2 separate regions of the Homo sapiens genome follow, and region 2 is linked to region 1. A link is a loop called in an ENCODE intact Hi-C map of the cell type or tissue named here. Cell type or tissue: B cell. All regions are shown on one strand. Links, peaks and the distances in the headings refer to the core of each region. The heading gives the core; the rest is flanking DNA.

Region 1 (16,615 bases), core at 12,975-15,474:
GGGGAGCGCCTCTGCCCCGCCGCCCCGTCTGGGATGTGAGGAGCGCCTCTGCCCGGCCGCGACCCCGTCTGGGAGGTGAGGAGCGTCTCTGCACGGCTGCCCCGTCTGAGAAGTGAGGAGCCCCTCCGCCCGGCAGCCGCCCTGTCTGAAAAGTGAGGCGCCCCTCCGCCTGGCAGCCACCCCGTCTGGGAAGTGAGGAGCGTCTCCAGCCGGCAGCCGCCCCGTCGGGGAGGGAGGTGGGGGGCAGCCCCCGCCCGGCCAGCCGCCCCGTCCGGGAGGGAGGTGGGGGGCGCCTCTGCCCTGCCGCCCCTTCTGAGAAGTGAGGAGCCCCTCTGCCCGGCCGCCACCCCGTCTGGGAGGTGTACCCAACAGCTCATTGAGAACGGGCCAGGATGACAATGGCGGTTTTGTGGAACAGAAAAGGGGGAAATGTGGGGAAAAGATAGAGAAATCAGATTGTTGCTGTGTCTGTGTAGAAAGAAGTAGACATAGGAGGCTCCATTTTGTTCTGTATTAAGAAAAATTCTTCTGCCTTGGGATGCTGTTAATCTATAACCTTACCCCCAACCCCGTGCTCTCTGAAACATGTGCTGTGTCCACTCAGGGTTAAATGGATTAAGGGCGGTGCCAGATGTGCTTTGTTAAACAGATGCTTGAAGGCAGCATGCTCGTTAAGAGTCATCACCACTCCCTAATCTCAAGTACCCAGGGACACAAACACTGCGGAAGGCCGCAGGGTCCTCTGCCTAGGAAAACCAGACACCTTTGTTCACTTGTTTATCTGCTGACCTTCCCTCCACTATTGTCCTGTGACCCTGCCAAATCCCCCTCTGCGAGAAACACCCAAGAATGATCAATTAAAAAAAAAAAAAAAAAAACAATGAGTTATTAAGTATATGGACTATGGATAGCCCCATGGGAGATTTTTAAAACTACAATATAGTGAGCTTGTCCAGTCATTCTAGTAGAAAGCTTTTGCTTTCCTGTGCTCAGAAATCAAGGCTTCTGTTTTAAGGAATTAGTATAGAACTTTGTATTAATATACTTTGCTAAATCCTTGTGACTAACTTGGCTTAGGTCTCTTCTATACCCTCTACCATATCCACATATGCATGAATAGAAGGCTCTCCAGCTCTCCGGCTGTCCAGCCCTTCATGTTTTTAAATGTCTTAAGACCTCTTGGTTCATAGGTGTTTATGGGATTATAAGATACATTCATTCATTTAACAAATATTTTATGAATGCCTACTATAAGCCAGGTGCTATTCTTCATTTTAGGTAAGCACGTCTATATTGACCCAGTTAGTTATCCTGAAAGCATGGAACAATGTCAAAGGTAAGGAGGACAAACAAGATCTCTGACTCTAAACCTGGCCTTATCCCTTGACACAAGAATGTTAGATTTTAGAGCGCTATCAGCAGCTAGCGATAAATATAAGTAGAAGCAGAGAACAAGACTACATTCTAAGTGTCACAAGTAGGGCCAATGAAGAAACAAAACAATTACAGTGTTGGGTAAAAAAAGAAAATCTAAAAAATATCTAAAGATCATGGTATAATGGGAAATTTTTTTTACCATAAAAATTGCAGTGGCCCATTCATTTAAAAGACATAGAAAGTACATGTATTTTAAAATCATATTATTTTTAAACCACAGCAGGTAGGTCAAGATGAAAAGCCTTGAGCATCTGTAACAATATTTTTCTACGAGATTTATGAGTGGAGAGGATAAACTCAGAGAAGTCAAACAGCAAGAACACCTTTAAATTTAAAAAATCCAAAATGCTTCAGTGATTTAACAGCAAATGCAAAAGAGAAGTGGATTAACTTAGTTTAAAAGGTAAAGTGGAGAAGGGATAATCAGCAACTGACATTGCTGTGATACTGTTTGTTGTTGTTGGGCAGAAACATGAATAGATATCTGGAGAGAGTCCCTTTTACCATCAGCATGAGCAGCATATCCTGGAAACACAACCTAACTTTTGGAGACAGAAGGAACCTCATAAATAATTTATTACAATGTCCTCATTTTATAAATAAGGAAACTGAAGTTCTAATGAGAAGAAATGTTTTATCCATGTACAAATTCTCAAGGCAATGCCAGGCTGGAGCTTGTAAATGCAGGTGCTGATGAGCAGAGCAGGAAAAGGATGGAGTTACCATTAAAAGGGCCCCTAAGGTCCATAACTGAGCAGAGACCTTTAAGTAATTAAACTGAATGTGCAAAGGGCAGTAATTTCACAAAGCAAAGCAGCAGGAAGAGGACATAATTAGTGTAAAAACAGGCAGACCAGATCATTTTTAAGAAAGACATTGAGCCAGGTGCAGTGGCTCATGCCTGTGATCCCAACATGTTGGGAGGCCGAGGTGCACGGATTGCTTTGAGCTTAGGTGTTCGAGACCAGCCTGGGCAACATGGTGAAACCCCATCTCTACCAAAAATACAAAAATTATCTAGGTGTGGTGGTGCATGCCTGTGATCCCAGCTACTCGGGAGGCTGAGGTGGGAGGATCACTTGAACCCAGGAAGCGGAGGTTGCAGTGAACTGAGATCATGCCACTGCACTCCAACCTGGGTGACAGAGCGAGACCCCATTTCAAAAACAAAAAAAAAACAAAAATGCACCCATTTTAATTCACGCATATTTGAAAATATGGGTTATGATAATATTATAAGATTAATAAGTAATATAAGTAAGATTAGTTGGTGATGGCTTTAGTTTGCAAATTACTGGCACCATATAGGCAGCAAACTATACAGATACTGCTGCAGTAATGGGCATGCTGAGGCATCTGGAGCTTAAAAGGAGGGGCTAAAGAAAGCATGTATCTTCCAAGGTATAAGTGAGTGGTTTCTTCAGCTCTGCCCGACTGCTCCTGCATTGAGTGTGGCCCTTTTTAATGACTACATCATCTAAATATGCCCTGCCACAAACCATTTTCAGGTCTTCTGCAAATCCGTGGTCAATCTGGGAAATCCCCTTCTGAATTACTGCCCAAATCAAAAATCTATTATAAAAAGACAACTCATTCATCAAGGTCACGTCTGGGCTGCTAGTTTTTTGTGTGAGTGCATGTGAGAGCACTTAAATTTATTAAATCAATAGTTGTAGAATCTCAAGACGTTGGCCAAAAAAAAAGCATTGGTTGTTCATTTTAAAAAATTATATTATTTTTAAAACCTTAAGAAAAAAAAAGCCCCACCTCAAACTGCAAAAGCCACAAAGCCTGTTCATTTCTTAAATCAGTGAGTTTTGAGTTTCTGCTTAAAGGGTGCTGGTATTTCCCAAGTCAGTAGCGAAGGGAATTTCTGAGGATGAGTTATCATAAAAGTACCTGAACTTAAGTTCTCTAAAGTCTGAATATAGAAACAATTTGTGGGAGTTTACTCTTGAACACAGTGCTGCAGAATTTACAGAAGAAAAAACATCCTCTAAAGTAAATGTAAAAATGTAAATGGAATTTTCTCTGGGGAGTTTCATAACTGATAATTAAAAGCAGAAAGGCTAGAAAAGGTGACCTGTCTAGAGAGAGATGCTCAAGGGGTGGAATCATTTCTGAAAGATGGTAGTGCTGGGCTAGTCAGTATTTTGATTCAATATACTGATGCTGAATCATATAACCTGCCAGGATCAGGGAGGCATCTGTGACCTGGTATCACCTTGCCAAGGGACTCTTTTGAATGTGCCCCACTTTTCCTGCAACTTGATTCAGTAGTTAAAGTCAAACCGGACACTCAGGACTCAAGTTCCTAGCTCTGCCTCAATAAATTTCAGTACATTTCCAGAGGGGAAATTATACAACTTCCAAACATCTCAAGAACAATCAGTAATCCAAAAGAACACATCATCTAGAATAACATTAATATTGTAAGCTTTAGCATTAGACTATGACAACTAAAGAAACGAAAAATAAAATATGTAGGACTATGAAGCAAAATAAAATACCCATACATTTTTAAAAAGCCATCAAGATTAATCTATTTAAGGAAAAAACATTGCTTTTACTTAATCCTGTCCCCTTCATTTTATAAAGTAGACCACTGTAGGAGATCTTACTTTGCGAATATATGGAATTTACTATATATTCTTGGGATATCATATCTCTATGGATACAGATATGACTAACTTTTACATAAAGGATGATTCAGAAAATATAATTTTAAAATGACTTTGTTTTTAAGAAACCAAATAATTATAAATGGCCTTAAAAACAGATGGCCAGTTAAAGGGACTCTGATGAATCTTTTTGTCAAGTCAGAATCTCCTCCAGATTGTCCTTTTTCTCCCTGCAGATACATGGATTCTCTCAAAGCCTACAGAATTCTTCTCTCTGCAGGCTCTGATGTAAATGCCACAGGGTGGAAGGTAGGGGGAAGGCTATTCAGGAGGAGAGACTCAACGGCTCTCCTCTGACACTATTATCTCAGGCCACATAAACACTTATGGGAAGCTAGCAATCCAGATTACTCCAAACTTCATCAACCTCATATTGCTCTGGGTACCTCTGGTTTGACCACTACACCGAGGGGCTTCTGAAGCTGTGTAGCACATCTTACAGAGCCTGGCTCTGTCGCCAGCTAAGGAGTTCTCATTCCTTCCTTCTCTCCCTTAGTACATTCCTGATACCTCTGTTTTCTACCAAGTTGCCCAATCCCATTAAGGGTGTGACACAAGAACAAGCCTCCTGCAAGAAAAGGGGATACTCCAGGCTGGGGCTTGGGGAGGCCTTTCTGTGCCTTAGCATCTCTCTCCTTCCCTGAGCTTTAGACAGTGATGCTCCTGATACTAACATCTTTAAATTCTACAGCTACCCTTTAGCCCACATTCTACCAGAAGCAATTTAAGATCCAGACTTTCCCCTACTGAAAGCTCAGAGTACCCCAAATGCATCTTTTCAATAAATTGAATATTATGGGCTAGCTGTTTAACCATGATTGCACTATTACCTTGATATCAAATGCCATTCATTCATTCTTTCACTCCATATATGTGTCTGTATGCAAAGTACTGCCCTGGCTGCTAGGGGGTTGGTGAGGGGCTTCAGGCATGAAGCCCACAGTTAAATATCAAGTTTCAAATGCAGCACATGGATTACAGCTAATTTACTGTGAAATAGTTAATGCAATGAAAAGAGTTCTGACGATCAAAAACGAACAAGTGAAAAGGTTAAACACAAGGCTCTGAGGGAAAAATAAAACTAGATAAGTGTAAGAAATTAGCACAGAGGCTTATCAAAAAAATAAAAATATAAAATACCTAAAGCAGCCCAGGCAATTAAGATATTGAGACAATTAATATACTTGAACATCTCCAAAGAAATCAAAATGGAAATAACTGGCAGGAAATAGAAGGAAGTGCCAAGCTTGGCAGTCAGGAGACCTAGGCTGTGTAACTTTAGGCTCCATCTTGCCTCTATGGGACTCAGTTTTCTCATTCATAAATTGAGAAGCGGAGTCCGTTCTATGTTAAAAGTTCCAAAATTCTATGCAGTAGCTGACAAGTATACATACAAATTAGAGCTAGATTAGAAAGTATTGCAAATGAGCTGAGAAATAGCTGCTGGCGCCATCAGCAGCTGTAGCTTTGGCTCGGAGGTGCCTTCTGTGAAATGGAGCAAGTGAGGGAGTGGGCAGCTCCCAGCCCAGCCTCGCTCCTGGGGGCTGGGGGGCTGTGTTCCTGCTCTTACCTCAGCAGCACGAAAAGCTCTGTCTAGATGCATTCTCCTCACTGGCCCCAGGCAGATGCGCTCTGCTCAGCTGCCTAGCTGCTGGACTGCCCCCGCACAGATCAGGGAAGTTCCCAGAGCAGCACGTGAGACCTGTTTTATGGGATGTTACCACACACAGCTTAAGACACGTTGATCCAGTTCACTCCTAGTTTCTAGGCAAGACGGTACTCAAACTGTCCCAGAAAGAGAGTCATCTACTATTTTGTTAAAAATATCCAAATAAGGAAATCCTACAACCTCTCTGGTGTCTCATATCCCTACTTTGTAACCTAAATCTTTTCTGATACGATTGAAGGTCTCTCTTGGGCTATTCTCAGAGGAAATAACAGGAGCTGTTCAATTCATAAAGATTCCATCACATGCCTTGGTCTCTTTATATTCTTGTAACCTGCTTTTTTAGGGCTTATTCTCCAAATCTTTCATAGTTTTCTTTGCTATCTTCTGGGTCTATGCCAACTTCCTTATAGAATGAATGTAGTAAGAATAGCAGTCATAGAATGTAGAGGTGGAGGGATCTTAGAGATGATCTATCTGGCCACTCCCCTGTCACAGAGGCATGAAATGACACCCAAGTTAAAGGACATGCCTAACATCACAGAGCTTATTGGAGGTGTGGCTGGGACCAGAGTCCAGGCCTCCTTATTTCTCTTCTTTCCTCTTTAATAAGTTTTAAACCCTAAGATAGGACTCTTCTCTTTAATTAAGACCTTCTTCACATATAGTAAGAACAATCCCCCAAGATTTCAAATGTCTTACGAATATAATTTCATGTATGTTTCTTGTACATGAAGGGGAATTTTTCTAGGTATGGCAAAGGCACTGTTCAGGTTTAGGCTGCAATTAACATGTGCCAAATCACATACAAATATTGTGTACACTGGCATCTTCTAGGTCACGATGATTCTTACCCCCTGCATTTGTCTCTATACATTTATTCTATTTTTTTTCCTTAAAGAGACAGATCTCACTATGTTGCCTAGGCAGGAGTGCAGTGGCTCTTCACAGGTGTGATCCCACTACTGATCAGCACAGGAGTTTTGACCTGCTCCATTTCTGGTGTGAGCCAGTGCACCCACTCCTCCTTAAACAACCTAGTGGTCCCCTGCTCCCATATTGATGCCAAACTTAGTGCTGACACCCAATTGACATGGCACACTACAGCCCAGAACTCCTGGACTCAAGCCACCCTCCTGCCTCAGCCTCCCAAGTAGCTAGGACTACAGGCGTGCACCACCACACCTTGTTGTACATTGATTCTTGACCTTGCACTAAGGCCCTCCAAATTTCCTTAGCAACCAAAGAGCAAACCCAATTAAAACAACTCACCACGAGATGAAATGTTCAAAAGACAAGACAGCCAAATTCATAGATCAATAATAAAATGACACCCTCAGACTTATCGCAACAATCATCATGGTTTCAGGCATCCTGTTCTGGAGGCTGGGGAGAATCAGTGAGCCCTTCCTCTGAGCTTTGGTCCAGATCTCTGTAGTGTGGTCCCTGTTACCATTCATCTCTCCTAGCAGATTAGTGTCTGGCCCATGTGAGGTACTCAGTAAATGAGCTGTGTACATGAACAAAACAATCCATAACCTAATGGTATACAGGACTTGAAAAGTCCCCTATCACCTTCTTTGAGGAATTTAACAATAATATTCTTGTGTACATACTTAGACAATCCCATCCACTGAAAGGTACAGACACCCAAAACAAGGCTACTAAATGCTTCAAATTCACATTAAACCACTTTGCTGGAAAGACAACTTTGGTGAGTTAATTTGGTGTCTAAAGGGCAGCTGCTGGCCCGAGGTAGTCTGTGAAATGGCACCTGTGCCTGCTGCCTAGCCCTACCTTGCCAGCCGCAAAAGCGATTCTGTCTGAGATTGCAGATCCTGAGGCTGGGCTTCTTGGCACTGTTGCTGTAAAACCTGCTGGCTGCCGGTAATGCTTGGCAGTGGGTCTCTATCCAACTCTGTAGGGCCTGCTTGTAAGCTGAGCGCTGCTGAGGTGGGAGGGAAAGGAACCTTGGAGACAGAGCAGTGACTGAATGAGGGGCAAACCCACCTGGGATGCACATATGCGGTGTACCAAGGAGCAAGCTGGAAATATAGGTGCTAGCATTTACCTGCATGTAATTTGCGTCTCACTATCTGAACAATGCTATTCATCCCCCAGTAATTCTAAATGTCTGTCACTAAAAAAATTCATACATTTGTAAATTTCTTCCTTCAATAGACATCTGCCAAACACCTACTATATGCCAGGTCCTGTGTTAGATGCTGAGAACACACAGACGTGGCTTTGGCCTGTTGAGTAGGGGAGAGAGACACAGTAACTAGAATACAGCGAAACTTTTTAGATCCACAGGAAGAGGGAAAAAATAGCTCTCCCCTGGAGAGCCAAAGGCGGCCCCCTAGAGGAAGTGACATTTGACCTAGATTTCAACAGAGCAGTAGGAGATTGCTTAAAGATCAGTCTGTTTTTTTCTTCATTCATCAGAGACTCCATGCTCTCTCTATAGAAAGCCTATCTATTTGGAGTCAGAGAAAGGGCAAATAGCTAAAGAACAAATGAAAAGACCAGTTGGTCAGTAATAATAGCCGTTAACATTAATGAGTGGTTAACTCAGTGCTAAATGTTTTACATGCATTCACATTTAATTCTCACCACAATCCTATAGGGTATTACTATGATTCCCACTTTGAGGAAACTGAGGTTTAAATAGCTGGCCCAGGGTCGCACAGCTATAAACTGGAGTGGCCTCCTGCCTTTCCTATCATTTCTGGCTATGGGATTCCTGTATCTCGAGTTTCCCTGCCATCCTTTGGGGTTGCCCTTGAAGGTCAAAGCTCTGACCTCATGTTAATTAGGGAAACACATATTTCTGCAAGGTTTTACTTAGGACTGGGCCCTTCCTAGGCTCTTTAGGGAAGTTCTAAATGTGTCTTCGGTTTCTCAACATCTTTAAAGGAAGTATTAAGAAGAGCAAGAACACAACCAGGCTTGATCTTTTCTGCCTGTGTCCCCCCTGCCACTGGTGGAGAAAAGGGTCCTCTTTGCCCGTGGCCTCCACACCTCAGTCATTCACTCACATTTAATAAAGCACATACCTTGTCCTAAGTACTAAAGATACCAAGATGAACAGCAGAGAATCCTTGCTCCTGAGGGGCACACAGTCCAGTAAACAAAATAGTCACGCAAATGCAAGACTACACTAATATGAATATTTTAAAGATATTATTTGCATGGAGCTACAGGAGCACAGAGAATGAAGTGCAGTGGACCTATGAACAACACAGGTTTCAATGGTGTGCGTCCAATTATACGCAATTTTCTTCAATACAGTCAGCCCTCATTGTCCTCAGGGTCAGCATCTGCAACCAAATGTGGATGGAAAATACAAGTATTCGCAGAATGCGAAACTCAGGGCGACCAAGGGCCAACTTTTCGTACATGTGGGTACCACAGGGCTGACTGCAGGACTTGAGTATGTATGGATTTTAGTACCGAGGGGGTTACTGGAACCAGTGCCCTGTGGATACCATGGAACAACTGTATTTAACTCTGCCTGGGAAGGCAAAAGAAGGTTTTCCAGAGAAGGTGATGTTGCCCACTGAGCTAAGTCTTAGGGAACCAGTAGTTTTCCAAACAGACAAAATAGAAAAGGGCATTTCAGGCAGAGAAAATAGCTCTGCAGGGCGAGGCATGGTGGCTCACGCCTGTAATCCCTGTACTTTGGGAGGCTGAGATGGGTGGATCACCTGAGGTCAGGAGTTCAAAACCAGCCTGGCCAACATGGTGAAAACCCATCTCTACTAAAAATACAAAAATTAGCCAGGCATGGTGATGGGTGCCTGTAATCCCAGCTACTCATGAGGCTGAGGCAGGAGAATCACTTGAACCCGGGAGGCAGAGGTTGCAGTGAGCTGAGATCACGCCATTGCACTCCAGTCTGGGCCACAGAGCAAGGCTCCATTACATTAAAAAAAAGGAAGAAAGAAAAGAAAAGAAAGAGAAAATAGCTCTACAAAGTGCAAAGCAAAAGCACACACAGGAAGCTGTGGCAGGTTGGGTGTGGCTACAGACAGGGATGCAGGAGGAGACCTCCAGGATGAGAGGTTGGTGAGGTGGTGTCAGCGTGCTGCTCGTTCTCACTAGCTCTTGTTTCTAGAGGCAAAACCTCGGTGATGCAGGCTATACTCCACTCACCACAGGTAATGTGAATACAAACAACAAAATAATTCTGCCCGGAAACCATTTTGGTTTGTGTGTGCATAGCTTTCTCCTTATGTCATTATCTCCCATTTAGAAAATACTGCAAAGACAGGAGGGAACTGAACATGTTAGAATGGGGAAATAGGGGCCCTGGAGGGTGAAGTCACTCCCCAAAGTCTCAAAGTAAGTCAGTGACTGGTCCAAAAAGAGAAGTAAGTGGAACCTCTGGAGTCTTAGTTTGGTCGAAGCAATGCGTGGGAAAAACACAAGTCAGTTGGCATTTTAAGAACCTAAAGTTTTATTTAAAAAACCTTTGAGATGCACGGTCCATGAAATGTGCTTTACTTCTTAGATGTGTGGATCTAGGATACAGGGATACACCCATGTAAAGGCATTCCAAACAAAAGCTAATGTTCCTCGCTTCCTTTATGAAATTAGGATCATTATATATTGTTTTTAAAATGAATCAACTAGGCAGTGACATGGTATGGTGAAATGCTGAATTTTCTGACTCAACTATTTTTTGCTGTGTGTATTTGAATGTGTTACTTAAATTTTCCGAGCCTCAGTTTCTTCATCTTTAAAGAAGGGGTGCTAATAATGCAATCACACCGTTCATTTCATAGGGCAGCATTAGGATTAGGTGAGACAGAGTGTTTAAAATATATACAACAGTGCCTGGTGACTGAAGGGAGAAAGAGAGGAAGAGAGGAAGGAAAGAAAGAAGGAAAAGGGAAGGAACAGAGGAAGTTAAAAGAAAATGTAAAAGAACTAGAACTTTTGCAAAATTATCTTGGAGAACAAATCCCAATTTCTAGTATAAACTGTAGGAAATATTGTCAAGTCGCAACTTAAAAGCAAAGATTAGTTGTGTTGTATACTATGTGTTTTGTGTGGGTGTAAATCTAGATCTCACATCCATGCTCTATGTTTTAATGTTCTCAGTCTGGCTTATTTTGGCTTTGGTACCACATTTCTTATTCGGAGTCCTTGAAGTCAGGTATTGCAGAACTGGTACATGATACCAACCCAAAGCCAACAGCATTGGTATTAGCTCATCCTGAGTGGTGAAGGGGCTCCGGGCTTTGCCTTGCCTGAGTACTGACAGTGGAAAGTACCTTCTAACAGTTGAGGAAGTATGGCCAGAGTGGAAAAATGTACAGCAATCTTAAGAAAAGCCCAACCACATACACTATGAGCCATGAAAAGAAAAGAGATCTCTGGGCATCTGTGATGAGGACCACTGGGCAACATCTCCTCTCTGTCAGATGCACCAATGCTCAGAACTGATTCTGTTATCCTGCACTACACTCTACCTCCTCTCCACTCTCTAATTCTCCAGGCATTTTTACCATTGTAGTCTGAGCTGAAAAACAGTGAGACAATGTACAGCAGACATTTGTATACAAGCAATGATAACAGAAACTTCTATTTATTTGTAATAATGTGATCTCATTCTCAATAGGCTTCTTGGATTTTAGAATCTCTAATGACAAGCTTATTTGCAGAAAAAAACAAAAGGAGAAGTTACAGATAAATTGAGACAGGAAATTTGTATTAATTTGATGGGCTCTCTTTATCTTCATTTTTTTTAAAAGTTACAGTTTAGTTGGTAAATATTTACCAATACCAACGTACAATGGAATATGTATAACATTTCTTTTATCAAAATTTTAAGTGCCTAAATAGCCTAATCTAATATCTTCACAGCTATTATTTTAAAGACTTCCCACCATAAAATCCTCAAGCATTTATATTTATTTCTCAAATATGTTTGGTATACCAGCCGACCTAACAAAAGGAGACTTGGGATCTCTTCCTGATAGAACATGTGGAATTATAGGCCGGGTGCAGTGACTCACACTTGTAATCCCAGAACTTTGGGAGGCCGAAGTAGGGGGATCGCCTGAGGTCAGGAGTTCAAGACCAGCCTGGCCAATGTGGTGAAACCCTGTCTCTACTAAAAATACAAAAACATTAGCTGAGCGTGGTGGTGTGTGCCTGTAATCCCAGCTACTCAGGAGGCTGAGGCAGGAGAATCTCTTGAACCCAGTAGGCGGAAGTTGCAGTGAGCTAAGATTGTGCCTGGGCAACAAGAGCGAAAACTCCATCTTCAAAAAAAAAAAAAAAAAGAAAAAAGAAAGAAAATGTGGAATTACAAATAATCATTCAATAATCATGGAAACACAAAAAAGTATATAGACATATTATCAGGAAGCAACTAGTGGATCATGTTAGAAGATACAAAACAGTTTAAATAGACATGGATTATACTTTTAAGAAACTGCCAACATAAAATGAGAGAGAGGAAAGGTGTGAATCTTGACTCTGCCAGTTACTGGTTCTGTGACCCCAGACAAGTCACTTAACCCTCCCTGAACCTCAGCTTGGTCATCTGGAATAAGGATATAATTAATAACAACTTTACCTAGCTATGTATGAAAATAAAAGAGTAATTATCTTTCAAGCGTTTGGCATGATGCCTAGTAAATATTAGGGGCTCAGTAAGTCAGTGGTGACGCTGGGTGGAGTAGATATGCTCCATATCTACCTAGACGACAACATGGGAAAATGGAAGGGGAAAATAACCCACATCACACCTAGCGAGTAGATAGCACTTGCCTGATTTTATAGATGAGGAAACTGAACTTCAGAGGCTCCAGAGACTTGCTCAGCCTCCACATTTACCAAGAGCCCAGAATATAAATCCAAATCTGTCTCTACCTTTGCTCCCCTTTCTTTATACCACATTTGCCTCTTTTGTGCCTGGGAGCTGCAGACACTCAGCTTTAAAGAACTGGTACTGGAGATATGGTACTGGAGGAAGAACTGCGTGCAGTGAACAGTAGGGTGGGTACGGAGGGAGGAGAAAAACTGTGTGAACATCACCAGGTAGATGAAGTATCACAACTGTCATTCTCAGTGGTCACAGAAAAGAAACAGAATCCATGATATTTTGAGGAACAGTCCCAACATGAATGACAGCAAGAAAAGGAAAAAATCCAAAGTTTTCCAAGGTGCCTACCATATTCCATATTTTCAAAGGGAAACTTTAAAACTGTTTATAAAGCATTAGAAACAGTGGGGGAAGTTCAGTTCGCATTTTTAAGATGACAAAAGAGTGCTCAACAGTGCAAAACTACAGGCATGATCTTCTCTTTTTTCCTTACTCCCACTTTGCACCTATTACCTAGCTTTCTCTATAAAGAATTTATATCCCACTCTTCTTTGTTCAAGCTGGCCTTTCTGGTGAGGGTGATATGAGCAGATGATGTCAAGGAGGTACAAAGGATCTACTTTTTAAATGTTACACCTGAGATTACTAGAGGCTGGGAAGGGTAGGGGGAAGGTGGAGGATAGGAGAGATTTGTTTAGATACAAAATTATAGCTAGACAGGAGGAATAAGCTCTCATGTTCTATAGCACTATAGGATAACTATAGTTAACAGTACATAGTTTTAAAATGGCTAGAAGAGAGGCGATTGAATGTTTCCAGCACAAGAAATAAAAAATGTTTGAGATGATGGATATGCTGATTACCCTGATCTCATCACTAGACATTGTATGTATTGAAACATTACTAGGTACCCCATAAATACATACCGTTATATGTCAATTTAAAAATAAATAAAAACTGAAAAAACATTTTCAGGATGGAAGCTATATTGAATGCACACACATCTATTATAATCTCATGAATTATTATAAAAGGTTTTTATGGAAAAAAAGTTGCACCTGAGGTTAATAAAGATCCACTTCTAATTTTAAACTTTGCCTAAGGAATGCTGAATAGGGAAAATATGCAAATTTTATACAAATAACATTTGTGTATCCTTTTACTTCACACATTTGGATACATAGCTTGGATAAATTTTAGTGACTACTACCAGACTGAGGAAACAAAATGCAGGGTATTATTTAAATACAAGGTAATTGTTCCATTAATTCACTTCCCTCTAGAAAGTGCAACCAGAAAAAGAAGGAAAGCAAATTATCTGGGAGATTGCAATTCACATGCATAATTAATCTGCTTGCTGAATTTGGTGTCAGCTTTTCTGCTATGGAAAACATAATCTCTTTTTCACTTTAGCTTATCCAGTCAAGAAGGAGTGTGTGAGTGAGTGTGTGTGTGTGTTTCCGTGTATGTGTGTTTATTTGTGTGTGTGTGTGTGTGTGTGTGTGTGAGAGAGCGAGAGAGAGAGAGGGAGGGAGACCCTCCCTTCTGTCCATGTAACAGATGCTGAAATAAGAATCAATGCTGCAACCACAGAACTGTGGGTTTGCTAGTTCCCCAATTTAACATAGCTTTTCCTTCCGCCAGAAAGAACAACTGACCATCTTTGAGTAACAGGCTCCTTGTACTTGCAAGTGGGGCTGACACAGCCATGGCTCTGAAGTTGAGCAAAACTTACTTAAACCCAGTAAGTGGTTCACTTTTACCTCTCTTCTTCCACTAACATTTAAAGCAATGTTTCATTCTTTCTCAGTTTTTAGGACACTTATATTTGGCCATTACTATACAATCATAGATATGTGTACTTGGGTATAAAAAGTAGAATGTTTAATCTATTCATGTCTATCAGTCACAACAGACTAGAAAATGTGAATGCCACTTGACTAAAATTATTCTAAACTTTAAAGGCCGGGCGCGGTGGCTCACGCCTGTAATCCCAGCACTTTGGGAGGCCGAGGCAGGCAGATCACGAGGTCAGGAGATCGAGACCGTCCTGGCTAACAAGGTGAAACCCGTCTCTACTAAAAATACAAAAAATTAGCCGGGCGTGGTGGTGGGCGCCTGTAGTCCCAGCTACTCGGGAGGCTGAGGCAGGAGAATCGCTTGAACCCAGGAGGCGGAGGTTTCAGTAAGCCGAGATCACGCAACTGTACTCCAGCCTGGGTGAGCCAGGAGGCAGAGGTTTCAGTGAGCCGAGATCGCGCCACTGCACTCCAGCCTGGGCGACAGAGTGAAACTCTGTCTCAAAAAACAAACAAACAAACAAACAAAAGACTAAGAACCTTTTAAAGTTTTTGAGGGTGGAGATCATGTTTTGTGACCCATGCAGAGGCCTGTAATTGTTAACAACCAACTTCTACTCAGTCAAGTGTACAGAGGGGCTGACTACTGATGCTGTTGCTGCTGCTGCTGCTGCTGATGGTGATGATAATGATGATGATGATGATATGATGACACAGAATAATTTGTTTATAAAAGCACTTATCATATAGATGCATTTATTTGGGGAAGTATTATGATTATTTGAGCTCAACTTGAGGGCTTAGTTACAAATAAGCACCATGGTTTGCTACCTGTTTATTCCAGGAAGTTGCCTTGAAATTCAACAGTTAAGACAAAATTGATCCAATTGTAGAAAATTAAATAAAATACGTGAATGAATGAACTTGCCTTCAAATATGAAGAGGACACCAGACACTACCTCACAGGACTGTATGACAACTAAATGCTTTCATAGGGTTAAAGCACTTAGAAAAACACCTGATTCAATGTAAGTATTAACGTTATTATTAGGATGATTAATTGAAGCGCCTTCCACTCCCCCCCATCCCCCACCGATATCTTACAAGATGGAGCAGTTATGCAATTTCTGGGCAGACTGATGTAAGCATTGAAACTGACAAACCAAAACAACAGGAACAGTCAATAGTATAAGGCAGGAAGTTGGATCAGAAGGGAACTGAGGAAAGCAACAAGGAGATGCCATCTGGGGAACACCACGGCCACAGCAGCTATAGGGAGATATCCCTAGGAAACCAACATCTAATCAGGAGGTGACTTCCGAGAGCCTCAAAATGAAGACCCTGTAGAACATTAACACTTTTTTAAGGAGTGCGCTTCCATCTGGCAAAATAGGAACACTTGAAACTCTTCAAATCTGTGGACACTGATTAGTTTTATATTTTGATGTGTCCTAATTCTAATGTTTATTTCTGCAGTGTTCAGTATACAGATGAAATAGTATCATTTCATTTGATATCTGTAAGTTGGGAAACTAGCAGATAAAAAAACACTAGGAAGAAAATTAGATTAACTGAAATAATGTCACTCTACTATAAAATCTACTATTAGTAATAAAGTCCAAGCCTTTATAATCTTATTTTATAAGTGTTTGACTCTTCATAAGTATAACCTTATAAGCAGATTTCTTAATTTTATTTTACCTAAGCTGATTTTAAAAGTTGCTTGCCATCTCTCCTGTATACACAGAAGGGCCTGTACTCTTTAGGTAACAAGGAGAAGTTGACTTGAGAATTTTCTGAGAATAATCCAAAGTGACTAAGTAAAAGTTAACAACTGCCCTTGTGTTCTTTGTCATCAAAGAGGCCCATTATTGGGTATATAGTTTTGGCAAGGGTAGCTAAGTTTTGGCCCAACCAATGTATTTATACTAAAAAAATGAGATTGTAATTTTCCCTGTTTGTTAGTCATTGTACAATTTTTTAAATTTCTTGAGGTCAATGTCTATATGATACTTTGAAGCTAAAATGAGACTAGGGCTTCGGTAAAGCTGAAACATGGTAGAATGCAAAATATTATATTATTGTTGCATCTTCATTCATAGCAATAAATGGAAACTCAGTAAATATTAAGTTAATAAGTACAATCAAAGTCTTTCATGCGTATGTAAGAAGCTGAGAAAAAAAATACTTGTGA
Region 2 (16,615 bases), core at 5,152-7,651, 420 kb after region 1:
TTTGAGACAGTCATCTCGCTCTGTCACCCAGGCTGGAATGCAGTGGCGCCATCTCCGTTCACTGCAACCCCCGCCTCTCGGGTTCAAGTGATTCTCCTGCCTTAGCCTCCCGAGTAGCTGGGATTACAGGCGCCCGCCACTACATCCAGCTAACTTTTTTGTATATTTAGTAGAGACGGGGTTTTGCCATGTTGGCCAGGCTGGTCTCGAACTCCTGATCTCAGGTGATCTGCCTGCCTTGGCCTCCCAAAGTGTTGGGATTATAGGTGTGAGCAACCGTGCCCAGCCTGCATTTGCTTTCTCTATTTGTGTGTGTATATGTGTATGTGAAGGTATGCGGATGTGTGTATATATATATATATGTTTTTTGCTGAACAGTTTGAGATTAATCAGGGTAAGGAGATGTCATGATGCTTACCCTCTCTCTCTATATATTTTTTAAGGCAGGGTCTCACTATGTCACCCAGGCTGGAGGGCAGTGGTGCAATCATAGCTCACTGCAGCCTCGAACTTCTGGGCTCAACTAATCCTCCCACCTCAGCCTCCCAAGTAGCTGGAACTATAGGCACATGCCACCACACCTGGCTAATTTTAATTTTATTTCTATAGAGAGAAATCTTACCATGTTGCCCAGGCTGGTCTCAGACTCAAGTGATCCTCCTGCCTCAGCCTCCCAAGTATTCAGATTATAGGCATGAGCCACTGTGCCTGGCCTAAGTTCTTGAGCATCTGTTTCCTAATAGTAAGGGCATTCTCGTACATAAAGACACTAACATTTCAAAATATGAAAAATGAACGATAATTTTCTCATTATATCTGGTATCCAGTCCATATTTAAATTTATCTAGTTGTCTCCAAATTGTCTTTTATGGCGATTTTTTCTTCCTAAATTCAGATACACAGTGCTCATGCATTGCAATTCATATTGTAGTCCTAAACTCTTTTATGTTTAATCTAGCATCTAGAACAGTTCTCTCACTTTTTTTTTTTTTTTTTTTTTTTTGAGATGGCGTTTTGCTCTTGTCACCCAGGCTGGAGGGCAATGGTGCTATATTGGCTCACTGTAACCTCCGCCTCCTGGGTTCAAGTGATTCTCCTGTCTCAGCCTTCCGAGTAGGTGGGATTACTTGTGCCCACCAACACGCCCAGCTAATTTTTGTATTTTTAGTAGAGACAGGGTTTTACCACATTGGTTAGGCTGGTCTCGAACTCCTGACCTCAGGTGATCCAATGGCCTTGGCTTCACAAAGTGCTGGGATTACAAGTGTAAGCCACTGTGCCTGGGATTTTTTTTTTTTTTTTTTGACATTGACTTTAGAAAGAGACCAGGCCACTTGCCTTGGAGGACATCCCACATGGAGGATGTGTCTGATTGTTTCCTGTTGAGGCTGTTCAGTTTCTCTCATTCATGATTTCCTGTAAACTGGAAGTTAGGCCAGAAGTTTGGAGTTTATTAGTTCAGTTAATCTTTTTTGGGAAGATGAGGTAGAGGAGATTAAGAAAAAGTCAGTGTCATCTTCGCAGAGTGATTTTTCTTAAAACCCTGGCCTCTGTGATATTGAGAAAGTCACAATATTGGAAGGTGACACTTGTCAACTTCTGATTAGAGTCTCTTCCTTATTTTAAAAGACATGAACTAAAAGTTGACTGGGTTTCCTGTCCTCCCCCCTTCACCCTATCTCTTTCTATCTCCTCTTCTTTGCTCTTCCATGGCCATGAGTATGTGCCACTAATAGGACATTTTCTTACAATGTGGCAATTTCCTTGTATACGTTTATGTCTAGCCCACCATTCTATGAGCTGCTGACAGCAGGGAGGTGTTGCTTTTTTTGTGATTTCTTGAAACCCAATATAATTCAGTGTTATCACAGGCCAATTTATTAACATTTAAAACTCTCTTCTTGGCCAGGCGTGGTGGCTCACACCTGTAATCTCAGCCCTTTAGGAGGCTAAGGCAGGAGGATCACTTGAGCCCAGGAGTTTGAGGCTGCAGTGAGCCATGATTGCAGCACTACACTGCAGCCTGGATAACAGAGCAAGACCCTATCTCAAAAATAAAATAAAATAATAAATAAATAAAAGTCTCATCTTAAATTTGATGGGGAAAGGAATTTTCTGGATCCACAACTGAATTGTCTATGCTTGGCAGGCAGATGTTTTCTCAAATGGTGAATGGATTCACCTTCTTTCTCTTCCCTAGTTTAGCTACTTTCACTCCCTTCTAGTCTTCATATATTCCCAAGTGAAGTGAGAAGATAGGTCTGTATATCAGTGACTGTCCTTTTCTTTTTTCTTTTCGATTTCTCTTTTAGGAGCTGAGATGTTTCTTCTCTGAACTTTATTTTTCATTGCTTATGGCTTTTTTTTTTCCCCCTGTAAGTTCTCTGCGAGCTATACACCTGTGGAAATATAGGGACTCTCCTTCATTTTCAAAGAGCTCAGAATATCGGTGAGACAAAGTCCCTTCCTGCCTGGACATTCAGATTGGCCCTATGGACTTAAATTGTCAAGCAAGTATACTTTTTTGTGTGCCCCGCAACTTGGCCTAAACTTTGCTATAAATGGCAAAGTTACTGAATTGCCTTGGCTCCATACCAAATGTTGGAAATAATTTTAGGATATAAAAACACATCTTTCATATGAAAGTATTTCTTTTAGGGTCCCTTGATAAGCATATATATGTGTTACTCATTTTCCTAATGAATTAGTTCCTTTCTTCAATTGTAAGGATAAACCCTCATTAATATCTAATTTGTTGGAATGAAAATGATTCCAGTAACATTTTTATGACTTCAATGTGACTCCCTTATGAAAAGGCATAATGGAATGGCTACTTTAATCAAATTTGAAGAAAAAAGAAATATTATTCTGAATACGCACTTCATAAATAGGAAAGGCAGTTTTCAGCATTTACTTTAGGTATCATTTATTCAGTGAGAGCTTGAGGGTAACCCCCAGGTTCCTGCAGGCAATTAAGACGAAAGTCATGATTTTGGAGAGCTCTGGGTTTAGTAAAACCACATTAGATTAGAGTTCTTAGACCAGGAAGGGGCCCTAGAAAACCATCAGATCAAGCCTCTTGCCTTTAGGCAAATAGGATACTAACCCCTGTTGACAGACAAGCATATTTGAAACCAATAATGGTGTTTTGAACAAAAGAAAAATAGGGGCTTGGAGCCTGGGTTTTCATCTTTTATTGCACTCTTCCTACTGTAATTATAGTTTTATTTTTCAATTCAATTCATTGGATCCGAGAGGAGCTCATTTATCGATTTGCAACCTAAGTATTAGCCATGGAGTCATTCTTGAACTTTGCCGTGGACTTGGGTGAAAAATGTTTCTGGTTTTCAAGGCTTCCCTAGTATCATATGGTATTGGAATCAAAAATAGAGTATTGTTTTAAAACTGTCAGCATAGGCAGAACTTCTCATCCAGCAACGCATTCCGTAGCTCAAGTCCTCATTTTGAACATAGGATTGCAATGCTGAGCCCCTACCATCTTTCCACTGGAAGGAACAGTTGGGCAGCTTTTTAAGGTACGGCGCCTCGTGGAGGACTCCATTAATGAGGAATCATGGTCTCCTGACTTTGGATTGATCATTTTTGTTCAAAACAGGAGTATTCCTGAGTCAGAGTCAGCCACAGCTTATAGGCAACAATTTTCAGGAGACAACATCCCAAGTTAACTGCTTATGGCCCCCAAAACTGTAAGGCTTGTGATAGTGCCCCAGTGAAATATGCCACTGTGGCATTCCCATCCTTTTAGCTCCTGGATTTCTCCTTTTCAGCCCATAATAGGCAAGGGCAAGTAAGGGAACTAACAATTATATGAGCACTTCCTCTGTCCCACACATGGTGCTAAGTCCTTTAAAGAAAACAAGGTTTTCTTCACTGGTTCTCTATGGCCATTATTAGAGAATGCTGGAGTCACTGATCTGGAAAAACCTGTTTAATTCCTTGGTCTCAATTTCTTATCTGTAAAATGAGATTAAATTGGTAAAATATGTGAAGCACTTAAAAAGTATGTTTTAAATGGTACTTAGTGTTACCCACTTCATATACATTTCTGCCAGCTCTATCATACCTAATCACTCATTTGATCATGTCATCCTCTTCCCAGTCTCTGTTCTTTGAGCTGAAGAATGTTTGGTGATTCCTGGCTGCTTCTGGGCAAAACTCCTTAGTTTGTTGTGTGATCTGGCCCCGTCTTACCTCTTTAGACTGATAGATCCCTTCATTCTCGCATTGGTATTAAAAATCAATATAGACCATGATTTTGGGTTTATGGCTTCTGTAAGTTTGTGAGGTTTCTCTACCTAAAATTCCCTTACCACCTGTCCTCCTATGTCCCTTCCCTCTACAGTCTCCACCTGTTCAAATCCCCATGTCCCTTCAGGACACGGGTCCCAGCCTCTGCCCCAATGTAGCCTTTCCTGCTTGCCTTTAAACTGGGAGTAATATCCTCCTTTGGATTACTAGCCCTGTATTTATAGCTGTTTTGAAACCCTATGGAAGTGTAGGCTTTGAATCATCAAAAAGTATTAAGTGATGTTCAGTACTTCCATTTACTCAGTACTAAAGTTCATCAGTGTATTTTCAAACATTTTTCAACAAGACTTGAAATAAAAAAAAAGTTTTTCCTTAAGAGGTTTTTTCTTTCTTTCTTTCCTTTTTTTTTTTTTTTTTTGTCCATTTGACATCTGAATCCTGAATTGACTAGACAAATTTGGTTTTTCTAGTCAGTGGTTAACTGGGACATGCCATTCTTCAAACATTTCTAGGAATCCCAATACCTAGTAGCTGATTCGGTCGTGCTGGAGAATACAAAGGCAGTAATCAAAGAGCCTACACAGAGAGACACTGAATTTTAGAACCAGGATAAATCAAAGTGACTTTAGTGAAACGTCACCACGATCTGACGTGATCTGAATAAACCACAATCTCAGAGAGTGAGGATATGTTTTGAGTAAATTTGTTCTGTGTGTTGGCGAGAGTGGCTGCCTAGTTAACCGTGGGCAGGTCTGTGAGTTTGCGGCATGCCCCTTCGTTCCAGCTGCTTGCTGATAGGCTGGCCCAGGCGGGATCCATCCTTCTGATCGCCAGGTCCTGATGAGGCTGGTGCCACCACTACATCCATTCCAGGGAGACTCCCAATCTCTGTCAGTTTCTTCTGCTTTTCTGAATTCTAAACTCACTCTGATCTGATTTCATTATTTGTCTGTTGTGGTAGCTTTGGTGAAGTTGGACCACAAATAATGATATAGAAGAAAAAATGAACTTTTTTTCTTCTTTCCTGTGTCCTTTTATCAGGTATCATTTCCTCTATAAAACTAATTTTAAGTTGATAGAGTCTTAGGTCTATAGCCACTGTTGAATGCACCTAATCAGGCCATCTCCTTGAACTAGAGAATGTTTGCATCATAGGATAGATACCAGGTTCCCTGAGAGGTGGGTACCAGGTGCCTGGGAAGTGAAGTAACTTGCCAAGAACAGAGAGCCAGGGAGTGACATTGCAGGCATTTAAGCCTAGGCAGTCTGAGTCCCGAAAACAAGTCAAGACATTTATTGTCTTTCCATTTCTTACCCATGTTCTTACTGTTTTGCCTGGACTCCTCTTTTAATCTCAGTGAAAAAAAAAAAAAAAGTACATATTTAACAACTGAAGAAAATAAACAGAGACTGTAGTAAATTTCCAAGCTAATAGCAAGTTATGTAAAAAATACTACTTGCTGATGAGGTTTGTAAGAACCTCCTAGAACCTTATAGAACAAGTGTGGAATACTTGTTTTCTGCTAAGGGCTATTGACCCCAAGAAAATTCAATGAAGCGATCTTTGCAAAATAGTAAATGATTTTTCTTTGTCTCCCTGCAGAAGCAAAGAGGCTTAGACCTCTAGCCACTGTTGAATGCACCAAATCAGGCCACCTCCTTGAGCTACACAGAATGTTTGCATTATAGGATAGGTGCCAAGTGCCCTGGAAGGTTGGTGGAGAGAGAGATGACTTCCAGCTGAGATTGTACAGTAGAATTTAATATTTAAAGTTTCTCGATTTGACGGGGCTGAATTAGTTCATATGAGTTCATAAGTAGGAACTGCTTCGCTTAATTTTGGTGAATAAAATATCCTGGCTGCAAAATACAAAAAAGAAAGTCACCCTCATTTTCAAATGTATGGTTAGTGCTTTCCATAGAAAACATATGGCTAAATGTGTGTGTTTTTTTAATTTAGCTCTGAAATGTGAAGACTGTAATAAGATCTAGTAACAAGAGCGCAGTTTAGAAAAACCTGATTGACTCTAGTTTATGTAACTATACAGGCTATATAAAGAAAGTCTCATAAATGAACTTCATCTAAAGAGTGTGGCAGCTATAACCTTCTCCAACTTTCAGGCTCTGGGTGTTCTCCTAGCTTCTTCTGAGTTTATAGTCTTTATGTAATTATTAATACCATGATGATCATTCTGGGGTTTGCTTTTTGCCCTGGTCACTTTAGGTTTAATTTTATTCCATTCCTGGTCATTTATAGTTTTGTTCTGTCATCTCCCCATACCCATCGAGAACCCTATTCTCCTGTGGCAGACTTTAATGAATGTAACCGCAGATTATGTGTTTTCTTTCTTTGGTGAACTTAGAGGATGCATAGGCCAGGTGCCAAGTGTTAGAAGAAACCATACCTTTCCTGATGGTGCTGCATGGCTAGCCTACCCCGACCATGCAGTAAGTGACTTCCTCACCGCTGATGTGGCAGACCTGCTCTGCATCTCCACAGGGTTTCTGGGTTCTTTTCCAGGCTGTTTCCATATTGCACACTCAGACTGGGTAGGAAAGCAGGCAGGGCACAGTTTTATATGTACGTCAGCATTTTCACTTGGTGATGGATATAAGCTAACTTTTGTAGCTCTCCTAGGTTTATTACTGACATCTGTTCCCCCCTGAGCATATCCAGCTGGGGCTGAAGCCACATCTGCACTTTAAACTTCCATCTACCTTTATGTTTTCAATGTAATTTTAGATTTCATTTGTTTTTAATTGTGAACTCAGAAGAGATGAGTTCCAGCTATGACTCAGTGTGAGTTCCTATGTCATAATTCTACATTTCTGGAGTGCTTACACCTGACAGGAATAAACTCAAGGAAACAAAAAGAACAGGAAAGGCCTTAGGCACATACTGGTTGTTCTAGATGTGGAGTTCTGCTGGCAACTGCCACAGAGTGAAATTGGCCACATGGAATCCAAAGCACGGCCTCACATTGTTTTTTTTTTTTTGAATATTTTATGTAAGACAGGGATGTTAAAGGTAGAGGAAGTAATTAAGAATGGCAGCTATGTCTTTAAAATTAAACACATCGGTCATAACTTTAATGAAGGTGTAAAAGTGTTTTTAGTTTTAAACAGGCAAAAAGGCTTTTAAATACAAGTAACCAGTTTTGAGACTTTAAAAAGCAGAAGTTTTTCATGCCAGTGCTTCCTATTTTAGTTTCAAAGGAAAGGAGGAGGAGCTGAGGTTTGGATGGTTATCATAGATGAGGGAGTTGACATGATCAAAAATGTTTTTTTCCCTGGGAACACATCTTGAGTGCTTATCTCTTCTAATAGATAAAGGGCTGGTGAATTTTGAATGTTTCCTGCAGCTCTGAAGAAACACTGTGATCCTAATGAACACCGAGGAAAGCTTGTATTGCAGCCCTAAATATTACCTGCTTCAAGGAGGCAGCATGTTTTGGTACAGTCTGATCATGACTATAAATCAAAGCATCTTTACTTCTCCAGGGAGATAAAAAAAATCATGTGTTACTTTATAAGGATCTTGTAGTTGCAGTATGTCTGTCAGATGTTTCCATTTTTATGATTTAAGACACTTGGTGCTGCTATGAATAGCAAATTGGAAAAATTGGGCATTTTTTAAATTTTGAATTTTATCTTAGCATATATCTGGAAATGAAATAGCGATCTTGGAACAGAGACATCTTTGTTAGAATATGAAAGAATGTCAGTGAATTCTAACTTGAAGCTACATTGAGATGACATGTTAAAGGCATGAATAGACAAAGGGAATGATTTTCAGGAAGTGCCTTCTGGAGACTGTGGGAAATCCCGTCATGGGTAGAGGAACAGCTTGCGATTGGATCAAAGTCACGCAAAGTTACGCAGGTGGTAGATGCTGGTAGTCAACATGGCTAGGTCCATGGCAATCGATCATTTGCCCAGCATTTTGCCTGCTGAATTTGGGGGAGTGAAGAGGACATTTTCACCACCCCAGGAAGATAGTAACTAGTGCTCTATGTATGTAGCTCAGAGCCCTTGAATTTTCAAGTGACCTTTTAAAAGTTTCCCCCAGAAAGGTTTGAATAGACTTCCTATCTATTACTCTAAGTTTAGGTCTAAGAAAATTCCCAAATGGGTTAATACAGTCGATCCTCAATCTTTGAGAATTCTGTATCTGTGAAATTGGCCTACTTGCTAAAATGTATTTGTAAGCCCCAAATCCATCCGTGAGGACTCTTTGTGGTCATTGGTGGATATGTACAGAGCAGCAAAAAAATTTGAGTAGCTCAAGGTACACGTACCCGGTGGAGGTTGAACAAGGTGACACTCTGCCTTCTTGCCTCAGTTCTCATACTGTAAACGAGTGTCCTGGATGCAGACAATTCAGTGCCATGTCTTCTGCATTTTTGGGCTTTTTCTTGGTGATTTCACTGTTTAAAATGGCTCCCCAAATATAGGGCTAAAGAACTGTCCAGTAGGACTTTTTTTTTTTTTAGATGGAGTCTTACTCTTGTCGCCCAGGCTGGAGTGCAGTGGCTTGATCTTGGCTCACTGCAACTTCCGCCTCCCGGGTTCAAGCAATTCTCCTGCCTCAGCCTCTCAAGTAGCTGGGGTTACAGGCATCAGCCACCACGCCCGGCTAATTTTTATATTTTTAGTAGAGACAGGGTTTCACCATGTCGAACAGGCTGGACTTGAACTCCTGACCTCAGGTGATCCACCAGCCTTGGCCTCCCAAAGTGCTGGGATTACAGGCGTGAACCACCGCGCCTGGCCCTGTCCAGTGTTTTTAAGTGCAAGAAGGCTGTGATGTGCCTTATAGGGAAAAATACATGTGTTAGCTAAGCTTTCTTCAGGCATGGGCTTTAGTGCTGTTGGCTGTGAGTTTAGTGTCAATGAACCAACAACTTAGATCAAATAAGCCATTTTTTTTTTAAAAAACAGAAACACACATAAAATGACGTTATAAGTTGGTTGATGAAAATTTTGTGACCAGAGGCTTGCAGGAACCTAACCCTGTGTTTCCCCCAGAAGCTAAGGATTAGTATTTCCTATGGCGGTGTTCAAGGCAACTTCATAGACAGAACTACCATCATGAATAACAAGGATCACTGTGTGGGCTGAGTGCGGTGGCTCATGCCTGTAATCCCAGCACTTTGGGAGGCCGAGGCAGGCAGATCACCTGAGGTAAGGAGTTCAAGACTAGCCTGGCCAACATGATGAAACCCTGTCTCTACTAAAAATACAAAAATTAGCCGGTCAAGGTGGCGGGCACCCAATAAAATGACAATAGAGTTTAAACTCCATGGTTTCTGAGGCATTTTCTGAGTAAATTGGCATACAGCGTATGTACTCTTTCCTCTAGAAGTTCCAGAAACAACACTATTTCTTTATGTGCAAAATGGCCTCTTTTGAGCAGCCCTGGGGCAGTTTTGTCTGGCCCTCTTGCAGCCAGGGTGCCCCAGTTTAGTGTACAATTGGTATAAAAATAGGCAACACAGGAACTTGCTTGTCTCGGGGGAAAAGACGCTTGCAGATTTATAGAAATTTTACATTTGTATGCATGATATTCTGTAGGTTCAAGAAAAAACAATTCAATTTCAAGATAACATTCTACAGGGTAAATAAAATTTAATTTCAATAAATTTAAGGGGAAAAGTTGTCCATCTTTCTATACTTTCTGTAACTTTTGTAGTTTCACCACTAACAACAACAAAAAAAAAAGAACACAAACAAAATAGCCTTGCTCTGGGTTTTGAGGAAATGGTTTTGCAAGGCTATTTGGTTAGACAATGAATTAGAGTCAGAACTTCCGGGATGGGCTTTCGGTAAGGGAAATGCTTAGGCTGCTGCAAAGCCTGGATTCAACTTACACAGGATCCTTGAGAAGTTGTTCTTCGCATCCAGAACCATGGGCAATGCTCTATGGTATAAAAACCCCGAAGGTAAACACTGTCTGATATATATTTTTTATAATTGCAAAATACACATAAACTTACCATCTTGACTGTTTTTAAGTGTGCAGTTACATATTCACATTGTCGCACAGTCTCCAGAGCTCTTTTCATCTTGCAAAACTGAAACTCTGTACCATTAAATGACTCTTCATCTCCCTCTCTCCAGCTCAGCCCCTGGAAACCACCATTCTGTTTTCCATCTCTATGAATTTGACTACCCTAGGTACCTTATATAAATAGAAGCATAGAGTATTTGTCTTTTTAGTATTGGCTGATTTTACTTAGCATTATATAATGTCCTTAAGGTCCATCCATACTGTAGCAGGTGTCAGAATTTCCTTCCTTCTTAAGGCTGATTAATATTTAATTGCATGTATACACCACATTTTGTTTATCCATTCTTCTGTCAATGAACATTTGGGTTGCTTCCACAATTTGACTATTGTGAATAATGCTGCCATGAACGTGGGTTTGCAAATATCTCTTTGAGACCCTGTTTTCAATTTTTTTTTGTTGTTGTATACTCAGAAGTAGAATTGCTGGATCAGACGGTAACTTTATTTTTAATTTTTTTGAGGATCTGCCATAATGTTTTCCATGGTGGTTCCACCATTTTACATTCCCACCCACAGTACACAGGGGTTCCAGTTTCTCCACATCCTTGCCAACATTTGTTACTTTCATTTTTTTTGGTAGCTGACTGATAATTATGACTAAATAATATTGTTGAAGAACTATTACAATGTCAAGAAATTTTGGCCATCAGTGATAGTCTTATGATTAAACTTAGTAGTATTTTATTATTAAACTTAGTAGCATTTATTAGTAGTAGTTTTATTTCAGAAATATTTGCATTTTCCATGTTTCTAGCCCCTCAATTATGTAGGTAGAAACAAATAATATAGAATCAATTTACCTTATGTTACCTTAGAACTGTGGCCACAGCCTAGTAGGTGCTCAGTTCATTTTTGTTAAATGAATGAATCAATGACCATGAAGACAGTTCAGGTTATTTGTTATGGAGATACGTAATGGGATTGGAAAACATGTAGGGTAAATGTATTAGCCCTCTCCTGTGTTAACTCTTTAGCCCTTTCAAAACTAAAGGTATTTGGCCATGTGCGGTGGCTCACGCCACCGATCTTAATTTTTTTATTTTAAAAATAGCTTACTTAAAAAATAGCTTTGTTGTATTAAAAAATAGCACCCAGCTAATTTTTGTATTTTCAGTAGAGACAGGGTTTCACCATGTTGGCCAGGCTGGTCTTGAACTCCTGGCCTCAGGTGATCCACCCGCCTCAGGCCTCCCATAGTGCTGGGATTACAGGCGTGAGCCACCACACCCGGCCAGGCTTTTTAACATAGTAACATAAACATTTTTATTCTCACAATGTCTTTATGGTTTGGGAATGGTGGCTTCCTGTCTTTCAGAGTCTGGTGTTATTTGTTTTTTTGGTGTGTGCCTTGCAGACACCTGCACTTGAAATCTTTCAGGTATTTTGCAGTCGTTTTCTCAGATGGCTGGATTATTTCAAGCCAAGAATAACAGAGTTAGGGTCAAGACTGTGAACCGTATGGTCAGTCCTTCTAAGGAAGTATTTATTTTTATTCACTTTTGTTTGCCTTTCCTTGGGTCATGGTCCTAATTGCTGTTCCCTTTGGCTGCAGTTATTCAAAACTGAATTTACTGCTGAGCCTAAGACAGTGTTTTTCAAACTTTTAAAATTAAGACACCCAGTAAGAAATATGTTTTACAGTTTTTTTACATCCTGACCAGATTTACACACACACACACACACACACACACACACACACACAGAACCTGAAGTATTTGTTGCAAGTTGCAGATGTTTACAGTTACTGCTAAGGATATGTGTTTCCATTTAATTTACATAAAATACTGTTCATTGAATTGATTTTATGACTCACATTATTTCATCATGCAGTTTAACAAATACTGAGCACTGGTGTCACAGAACTTTGTCGTTCATGCTCTTTAGCAACAGTCAGCTTTTCTGCTCATGACTGATGGCCTATTGCTATGATTCTGTTAGCGCTTTAAAGCAATTTGATTGTCAAAGTCATGTTAGCTCTGGTTGTGTATTCAGTTACTCAGTTTCACCTTTACAGGCAGCTGCTCCTTGGGAAATGGGGCTTGCTGAGCAGGTTGAATGTTCCATAGAATCAGATCTATACTTTGGGGAACTCAGCAGTATGGGAATCACAAGCCAACCCACCCTATCCGTTAAAGGGCTCAGGCCCATTGGTCTCCATTGTCACTTAGACTAGCACAACATCACCTACCTCATGGATGCTTTGAGGGCAGGGCCGGTTTTGTTTTTCTTTTTATTCCTCAGAGCCCGCAGCATGATTCCTTGTGTGGAGAATATGCATCAGCCTTGGCTCTGGTCCTCTCTTCACTGTCCCTCTTCTCCTCCCTACAGAAAACAGCAAAGCATGTATAGAAAGAGATGTGCAGACTGTGTGGAATGACCTGAGGGGTAACTTGCTTAGAGGGTAGAGACTGTTGTGTGTAAAAACTTATGTTTGAGGCAAATTGCAGGAAAAAGTTCTTTAAATGAAGGAAAGATAAGATTATAAGTTTTTTAAAAAGTTGTCTTAATGAATAGAGGAGAATGACTAGTCATTATTTCATAGATCATAGGTACATAGGTGATTTTAAAGGTTGAGTGACTGGTCCCTTGAGGTTAGTTCAATGTCCTCTTGTAATCTGAATTTTTTCATCAAATTCTTTTAAATCCAGGTGGGGCTCAGCTCCCTCTGAAGTATCACAAAACCCTAAATGAATTAGGTTAATAAGACTAATTATATTTCCATAGCAATGTTTAAGTGGCCTGCTGCCCAATCACCTTCCAAGCCCTGCTCTGTTGGGTTTCTTTTTACCCAGTCATGATCACGTAGGACCAGGCTGTTTTTCGTAGGGGGTTATGGAGTCGCAATGCCTGGGGTGTTAGGAATATAGGCTGGGCTTGTATCATAGTACCCACGCCGCTGCCTAACTCTTGATATCCAGTGACTGAGTTGGACTTTGTAGCTGCTTTCTCTTTATTAGGAGAAAAGAGCTTGTTTAATAAACCTAAGAATTAATAGCCTGTGTTCAGTAGTTGGATTTGTAACCTGAATGTTTTTATGTCTACTGACTTGCAACGTTGTCATATAAATTAAAGATCATAGATCCAGCTATGGTTTAAAGGTGACTTCCAGGACATGGATTTGAAAGATCAGAATTTGAATCTCATCTCTTTCCATTCTAGCTTGGTAACCTTGAGGAAACCACTTAACTTCTCTAAGCCTCAAAGGTGTCAAGTAGATTAATGCAACTATGTATAGCTGACCCTGAGGAATTTTTGGTTCCGCTAGAATAAAGCTTGAATTTTTGGACATTAGAAGGATCTTTGAAGATGATGTAGCTTCGTTGTGTAACTGAAGACCAGAGAAATTTAAGTGAGTTTCCTGGAATAGTTTATGCCTCTGCTTCCTGTGTCATGATTACCACCCAGAACACGTGCTTAATTGGGGACAGGTAATCCATTCAGGGTGAAGAACATGGCTTTTGGGTCAGTCTGCAGTGGATCTAAATCAGCCCCCTGCTGTTTACTGTGTCTGTAGTCTAGAAAAAGCTATTTAACTTCTTGCAGATTTAGCCTAACTATGAAATTAAATTGGGGATTTAAAAAAACTCATAGGGACGTGGTGAGGCTTGACTGAGATAAATTTATGCAAAGCTCTTAGCACAATGGCTAGTACCCAGAAAGTGCTCAACATTATTATTATTTCCTAATTGAAGGGCATTGATGATTTAAAATAAAATGGAGGCTGGGTACAGGCTCATGTCTGTAATCCCTACACTTTGGGAGGCCGAGTTGGGTGGAACACTTGAGCCCAGGACTTTGAGACTAGATTGGGCAACATGGTAAAACTCCATCTCTATAAAAAATACACAAATTAGCTGACTGCGGTGGTGCCTGTAGCCCCAGCTACTGAAGAGGCTGAGGTGGGAGGATGGATTGAGCCCCGGAGGTCAGTGCTGCAGTGAACCATGATTGTGCCACTGTGCTCCAGCCTGGGCAACAGAGCAAGACCCGGTCAACAAATACATACATGCATACATACATGCATGCATACATACATACATACATACATACATGTAAATAATTAAATAACTCATTTCTTGTCAGATAAATGGCTGTATCTTTATAATAAGATATCTGTATCCTGTGACTTCATCCTGTAAATAATTTTGTGCCTCTTGTGCTTTCTATGATCTAGGGAGGAGAAAGCTAATTCTTCTTCATTTTATGCACGGAGCAGAGACACGGAGAGCCTCTAATTTATTTCTTCTTGGTGTGGCCCTGTTTTCTGAGCATGGGTGTGTCTGATCCCTGGGGAGAGCAGAGCCACACTGTGGATCTGAGGTGCTGGGAAGCCATCCAGTTTCCTCCTCCTGACCCTGACTCAAGTCTTCCCTGAAATCTCTGTCAGCCCCATTCTCTTTCTGTCAGCCCCATTCTCTTTCTGTCAGCCGCCCTCCTTACATAACCCAAATGGGTTGTTTGCAAAGCTAGTGTCGCTGAGGTGTTCTGTGTACAACAGAAAAGAATCTAGGGAGGATTCCTATGTGTCACTAAAGCCAGTAATTAAGTGGACAACAGGGGGAGCTAACACTGAATGCACCAATAAATTTCAAGACTCCTGCTACCCTAGGTAACCGAGTCAATAGTATTAGAAACCATTTTAAGCATTGGTAGTTTTAAACATGCTGTTTAAAAACAATTTTAAATTTACCTTCACTTTTCTAATTGGATACTTTACTATTCAGAGTACTATGAGATGAGGGTCTCGCTTTGGAGTGCAGGGGACTGATCTTGGCTTACTGCAGCCTCAATCTCCTGGGCTCAAGCGATCCTCCCACCTCAGCCTCCTGAGTAGCTGAGACTATAGGCTCGTGCCACCATAGCTGGCTAATTTTTAATTTTTTTGTAGAGATGGGGTCTCACTATGTTGCCCAGGCTGGTCTTGAACTCCTGGCCTCAAGCAATCCTCCTGCCTTGGCCTTCTAAAATGTTGGCATTATAGGCGTGAGCCACCATGCCCGGCCAAACTTCTTTTGAAATTAGCTTGTTGATTCTTCCTCACCTCCCAGTTGTTTTTGTGCCAGAATTAATTTTTCTCCTTGTATTATAGAATAGTTTGGAGGAGTATTGAAAGAATTAGGGGGTAGAGTTGCCAGATGTAGCAAATAAAAATACAAGACACCCAGTTAAATGTGAATTTCATATAAATAACTACTTTTTTTTTGCTATACATATGTCCCATGCAATATTTGAGACATACTTATACTAAAAGATTGTTAATTATCTGAAATTCAGATCTAACTGGGCATCCTGTATTTTATCTGGCAACCCTAACTGGGGTGGGGATGGTGAGGAGGGCCTTGGATGTGGCCAGAGGAGAGGTGTCAGAGCCTCAGGTGTCTTCTTGTGGGTGACCGAGGTGGCTGCAGCACAGTAGCCTTGCTCCCTGGGTCTGGGGCCTGTGCCTTCTCCCTGTAGTCACTTAGAATAGGATGATGGGGGTGGCTCAAGGCAGTGGAATAAATTAATTCTGAAGGAACACACTGGGCCAGAGTCCTAGAACAGTTTACTTAATGATAGTGTTATTTTAATTTTCAATTGTTTGCCTTTCTTCCCTGTGATACGGAATAAACATGAAATTGTATCTGGAGCGGAGCAGGCAGAACTTACATCTTGTTGGTCTTGTTCTGCCCTCAGCCTCTGATGTTCTACAAGGTTTATCCTTTTGTTTCTTTTTTTATTATCCAAGGAATGAGATATGCCAGAAAAATGTGACAGGTATTTATGAAATGCTTTGAACTAGGTGAGCTTAGAGCATAAGTAATTTTAGGTCATTTATCTCATCACAACACTATCTACAGAGTTTTAACCCTTATCATAAGGAACAGACCATGATGACACTGACATTATCAACATAACGACACACATGCTTTTCTATTCCTAATGCTTTGGTGAGAGAAACTGGGGCATCGGAGAATGTTCTCAGCCATATTTTTGATATGGCCTAAGGTATAATGAACAAAAGCTTAGATGAGAAAAGTCCATCTGATTGATGCCTGGCTAATTGACAGCCAATTATGTCATGGTGCCAGTTCTTAAAGAAATTGACCCATTAATCCCTTTGTGTGGAGAGGCCAGCCAGCAGGCATCTGCTTTCTTAGCATGCAGCAGTACTGAAAAGTTTATTGAAATAATCGTCACCTGTCCTTTCCAAATCTTAATTCTTCTGAGTTTAAACATGTTTTCTCTAAGGAAAGTCGGATTGACATGAAATCACACATGTCTGGAATTATCTCT

The links. Hi-C counts contacts between places; a loop is a spot of excess contacts. Peaks named below come from ENCODE experiments on the same cell type or tissue, not always from the same donor. Only the 100,000 strongest peaks of a DNase experiment are listed, where the experiment ranks them.
Region 2: a loop joins it to region 1, with 2.5 times the contacts of the local background. A loop is called at or near these places in 2 of 110 quality-filtered maps.

The regions. Positions count from the first base shown.
Region 1 is chr13:46,162,775-46,179,389 of GRCh38, forward strand. All of the region lies in intron 1 of LCP1 (lymphocyte cytosolic protein 1), which reads right to left. It also overlaps the pseudogene RN7SL288P. Among named protein-coding and RNA genes, the nearest start is that of LCP1, 11 kb to the right of the region's middle. RefSeq lists enhancers at 9,704-9,753, 14,154-14,213. In B cell, for the core only: no CTCF peak of the experiment used is centred there; DNase peaks (open chromatin) are centred at 14,237 and 15,075; H3K4me3 peaks cover 2,500 bases; H3K27ac peaks cover 2,500 bases.
Region 2 is chr13:46,588,615-46,605,229 of GRCh38, forward strand. All of the region lies in intron 1 of LRCH1 (leucine rich repeats and calponin homology domain containing 1), which reads left to right. Among named protein-coding and RNA genes, the nearest start is that of LRCH1, 44 kb to the left of the region's middle. RefSeq lists a silencer at 6,773-6,822. In B cell, for the core only: no CTCF peak of the experiment used is centred there; DNase peaks (open chromatin) are centred at 6,697, 7,187 and 7,357; H3K4me3 peaks cover 1,685 bases; H3K27ac peaks cover 1,962 bases.